Linked DNA regions of Homo sapiens: region 1 is linked to region 2. A link is an interaction called in ENCODE POLR2A ChIA-PET data of the cell type or tissue named here. Cell type or tissue: GM12878. All regions are shown on one strand.

Region 1 (2,500 bases), 96 kb after region 2:
TATATAATTTAAGGAATAGACATAAGGTGTCAATTTGTCCCAGTGGCAGAGGACAAAGTCTTCAGGGTCTTTTTAACACCTCTTTTATTCCCAACATGAAAAACCACTGCAAATCTGACTTCATCTATAGTCTTTCTCACAGGATTTCTCCCTATCCCCATCTAACTAGTTACGAAAGAGGTACAATTTTGAACTATGTACTCAGTGATTTTGACTCACAAAGTGAGGTCAGAGAGGAAACTTTTCTTTCATCATTAAGTTTCATCTTGTCTTCCTATTAATGAATTTTCATAAAAGTTCCAGGTTTTGTCATCTTATCATATAGGACCTTTAATTCTGATGTCTCTCAAAAAGCTTTCATTCATTTCCATACAGCTGTAGCTCAGAATTAATTAGTAATGTGTAATTATTGAGCAGCCGTATGTGAGGATCTCTGGAGTGATTTACAATCATTAAAATGAAATCAAAGATATGAGCAGACAACCATAAAAAGCAGTATACGAATTAGTGAGTGAAAGTAATGATATTTAGGCTTAATTCTCTGGGACTAAAGAAGATATACCTTCTAACAATTTGGTTCAATAATGATTTTTTTTTTCCATTAGCAAGATCAACAATGAAATGAGAAACATTCACATTCACCATATATACACCATTAAAACAAACCACAATACAGACTCCAGCAGATATCCTAGCTATGAAAGTGAACTCTTCAATCAGCCAAATGCAGTACTGATTAGGGAAGTTCCTACTACATAATGAAAGCAAGAATTGAGGATGAACCTGATTAAACTAATTACGGTAGTTTTAATCTTCCTGGCACATTTATAGCAGAGGCTGCAGAGCCCAATGGCAGGGATTTGCTTTGCCCTTCCATTTAAGGGAGCTCATGCTTCCGTAATAGAAGTCATTTTGAGAAAAGAGTGACATCCTGTTTTATCTCCAAGGCTTTAGGACAGATCACAGCCCCTTAGCTGTCTATTTTGTGTATGTAAAGGGGGAAGAAAGGTTTTACTGAAATGTAAAGATCCAGGATAATTTGCATAATTGCTGCTGCCATGGAGAAGCTGGGCTCTGTGCCAACTGTTCTCTTCTCTACCATAAAAATACCTCTAGCTTAAGCAGCTTTTAAAGTAAACAATCAAGATGAAGGTAAGACTACAGAATCCATCATAGCAAGACTCAGAGATACCTACATACAATCGGGTCTTCTTGCTTGAATAGCATTTGTCAACAAGAACATGGAAGTGAAAACGCAGCAGTCAAATAATGTAGACATGCATTCTGGACCTCTTCATAAATAGGCATAAGGAAAAAAAAAAGCACTCTGAGATGGCACGCAGCCCATAGGGCACAAGTAAGATGACAGAATGTGCCTATCTTCTCCTATTAACAAGTCCCAAATTCTCTGGTAAGAGCTGAGGAGCCTAGACTGGGCGTGGTGTCTCACACCTGTAATCCCAGAATTTTGGGAGGCCTAGGCGTGCAGATCACTTGAGGCCAGGAGTTTGATACCAAACTGGTCAACATGGCGAAACCCTGTCTCTACTAAAAATACAAAATTAGCCGAACATGGTGGCACATGCCTGTAATCTCAGCTACTCAGGAGACTGAGGCATGAGAATCGCTTGAACCTGGGAGGCAGAGGTTGCAATGAGCTGATATTGCACCACTGCACTCCAGCCTGGGCGACAGAATGAGACTCTGTCTCTAAATAAAAAGAAACTATATTTAAAAAAAAAGAGCTAAGGAGCCTAAACACAAAGAATTGGTTTAAAAAATAAAAACAAAACAAAAGGCAATTGGAAAAACACAATACCCCATAGTATTAATAATAAAATTGTTTGACTTGGGTTCATATGGTACCACCTATTTGGGGTAAGTCATTAAGATGTGTTAAACTCTTTCAAAAGGTGTTTGACATCTAAAAATGTTTTGTCTTTCTTCCTTATTTTTAAAATCAGAAATGGGGTCTTGTTACGTTGCCAAGGATGGATTTAAACTCCTGGCCTCAAGCAATCCTCCTGCCTCAAGTCTTCTGAGTAACTGGGATTACAAGCCTAAGCCACCATGCCCAACTTCAAAATGTTTTCTTAAACTAAGATTACTTTCAGATGTTCCTAATTATTTATTACATATTGTCTCACTCTATCACCTAGGCTGGAGTGCAGTAGCACAATCTCAGCTCACTGCAATCTCCACCTCCCGGTTTCAAGTGATTATCGTACTCCATCCCTCCAAGTAGCTGGGACTACAGGTGGGTGTCACCATTCCTGGCTAATTTTTATATTTTTAGTAGAGACCAGGTTTTGCCATGTTGACTAGGCTGGTCTTGAACTCCTGACCGCGGGTGATCTGCCCACCTTGGCATCCGCAATTTCTTAAAAATAGCAATCTACAGATTGTTTTATTCATTCATTTTTTTGAGACAGAGTCTCGCTCTGTCACCAGGCTGAAGCGCAGTGGCGCAATCTCGGCTCACTGCAACCTCCACCTCCCG
Region 2 (2,500 bases):
TCCAAGCAATTACCAGAAGAAAACAAAAGTAAATTTCTTACTTGCTTAAAATTTGTGTGTGGGAGAGCTTTTCTAATGACTTGAAATACAGAAGCTTTTTTTGGAGGGCGGCGATCTATTCTGCAGAAGCTGTATCCCCTCTTTCACTTCCTGCTGCAGCCAATAAAGGCCGTTCCTACCATTAAAAAAAAAAAAAAATAGCCAGGTATGGTGATGCCATGCCTGTAATCCCAGCTACTCGGGAGGCTGAGGCAGGAGAATCGCTTGAACCTGGAAGGCAGAGGTTGCAGTGAGCCAAGAACGCACCATTGCACTCCAGCCTGGGCAACAAGAACGAAACTCCGTCTCAAAAAAAAAAAAAAAAAGGAAGCAACCTGGGCACGGTGGCTCACACCTACAATCCTAGCACTTTGGGAGGCCAAAGAGGGACTTGACTCAAGAGTTCAAGACCAGCCTGGGCAACATAGAGAGACCCTGTCTCTGAAAAAATAAAAAAATTAGTCCAGTGTGGTGGCATGTACCTGTAGTCCCAGCTACTGGAGGAGGCTGAGGTAAGATGAACGCTTGAGTCTAGGAGGTGGAGACTGTAGTGAGCTGGTATTATGCCACTGTACTCTAGTCTGGATGAGAGGTAGACTCTGTCTTTAAAAAAGAAAAAAATCCAGAAGCAATTTAAAAATAAAGGCCAGATATAGTGGCTAACCCCTGTAATCCCAACACTTTGGAAGGACAAGGCAGGAGGATCACTTGAGGCCAGGAGCTCAAGACCAGCTCAGGCAACATGGCAAGACCTCATTGTCTCTACAAAAAATAAAAAAATTAGCTAGATGTGGTGACGATGTGAATGATCTTAAGCAAAGTCAAGACACACATGACGGAATCCACTAAAAGACTCTTAGGACTAACACCTAGGTTACAGGAGACAAACTCAATACATGAAACACATCTGTCAGGGTAAACTGGTGGGAAAAAAAAATCAATTGTATTTCTATACATAGCAATAAACAATCCAAAAATTTAATTTAAAATATCCAATTGGAGGGCTGGGCGTGGTGGCATGCCTGTCATCCCAGCACTTTGGGAGGCTGAGGCAGGCGGATCACGAGGTCAAGAGATCGAGACCGTCCTGGCCAACACGGTGAAACTCTTTCTCTACTAAAAACACAAAAATCAGCTGAGTGTGGTGGTGCGTGCCTGTGGTCCCAGCTACTCGGGAGGCTGAGGCAGGAGAATCGCTTGAACCTGGGAAACAGAGGTTGCAGTAAGCTGAGACCGCACCACTGCACGCCAGCCTGGTGACAGAGTGAGACTCCATCTAAAAAAAAATAATAATAATAGAATAAAAATAAAAAAATAAAAATAAAAAATCCAATTCCAATTACAACAATTACAATAGCAGTAAATTAAAAAAAAATTCTTGGGAACAAGATTAACAAAAGAAGAATAGCACCTGTACACTAAAAACTATAAAACACTGTTAAAAGTTTTGAGGCCAGGGGCAGTGACTCGTGCCTGTAATCCCAGCACTTTAGGGGGCTGAGGGGGGGGCAGATCACTTGAGGTCAGGAGTTCGAGACCAGCCTGGCCAACATGGTGAAACCCTGTCTCTACAAAAATATAAAAATTAGCCAGGTGTGTTGGCATGCACCCATATTCCTAGCTAATCAGGAGGCTGAGGCACGAGAATCACTTGAACCCAAGAGGGGGAAGTTGCAGTGAGCCGAGATGAAGCCGCTGCCCTCAAGCCTAGGCGACAGAGTGAGACTCAGTCTCATTAAAACAAACAAACAAAACAACAACAACAAACACTGTTAAAAGTTTTGGTTAAAGATCAAAATAGGTCGGGCATGGTCACTCATCCCTGTAATCTTAGCAATTTGGGAGGCCTAGGTGAGTGAATCACCTGAGGTCAGGAGTTCAAGATCAGCTTGACCAACATGATGAAACCCTGTCTCTACAAAACTACAAAAAATTAGCCGGGCATGGTGGTGTGGGCCTGTAGCCCCATCTGTTTGGGAGGCTGAGGCAGGAGAATCACCTGAACCTGGGAGGTGGAGGTTGCAGTGAGCCAAGATCAGGCCACTGCACTCCAGTCTGGGTGAGAGAGCGATTCTCTGTGTCAAAAAAAAAAAAAAAAAAGTCAAAATAAATGGAAAGACATCCCATATTCACAGATATGGTGATGACCAAATACTGTTAAGACAGCAAAACTTGGCCAGGTGCTGTAGCTCACGTCTGTAATCCCAGCGGTTTGGGAGGCCGAGGCGGATGGATCACTTGAGGTCCGGAGTTCGAGACCAGCCTGGCCAACATGGCAAAACCCTGGATCTACTAAAAATACAAAAAGTAGATGGGCATGGTAGCACATGCCTGTAATCCAAACTACTAGGGAGGCTGACAGAAGAGAATTGCTTAAACCCAGGGGGCGAAGGTTGCAGTGAGCTAAGATGGTGCCACTGCACTCCAGCCTGGGCGACAGAGTGAGACTCTGTCTCAAAAA

The links. Peaks named below come from ENCODE experiments on the same cell type or tissue, not always from the same donor. Only the 100,000 strongest peaks of a DNase experiment are listed, where the experiment ranks them.
Region 1: POLR2A ChIA-PET joins it to region 2 with 10 read pairs; 4 of 35 experiments call an interaction of 5 or more read pairs at or near these places.

The regions. Positions count from the first base shown.
Region 1 is chr1:155,499,257-155,501,756 of GRCh38, forward strand. The region is part of intron 2 of ASH1L (ASH1 like histone lysine methyltransferase); the gene reads right to left. Among named protein-coding and RNA genes, the nearest start is that of ASH1L-AS1, 62 kb to the right of the region's middle. RefSeq lists enhancers at 758-1,259, 940-1,109. In GM12878, no CTCF peak of the experiment used is centred here; a DNase peak (open chromatin) is centred at 1,145; H3K4me3 peaks cover 1,442 bases; H3K27ac peaks cover 1,803 bases.
Region 2 is chr1:155,403,709-155,406,208 of GRCh38, forward strand. The region is part of intron 6 of ASH1L (ASH1 like histone lysine methyltransferase); the gene reads right to left. Among named protein-coding and RNA genes, the nearest start is that of MIR555, 59 kb to the left of the region's middle. In GM12878, no CTCF peak of the experiment used is centred here; no DNase peak of the experiment used is centred here.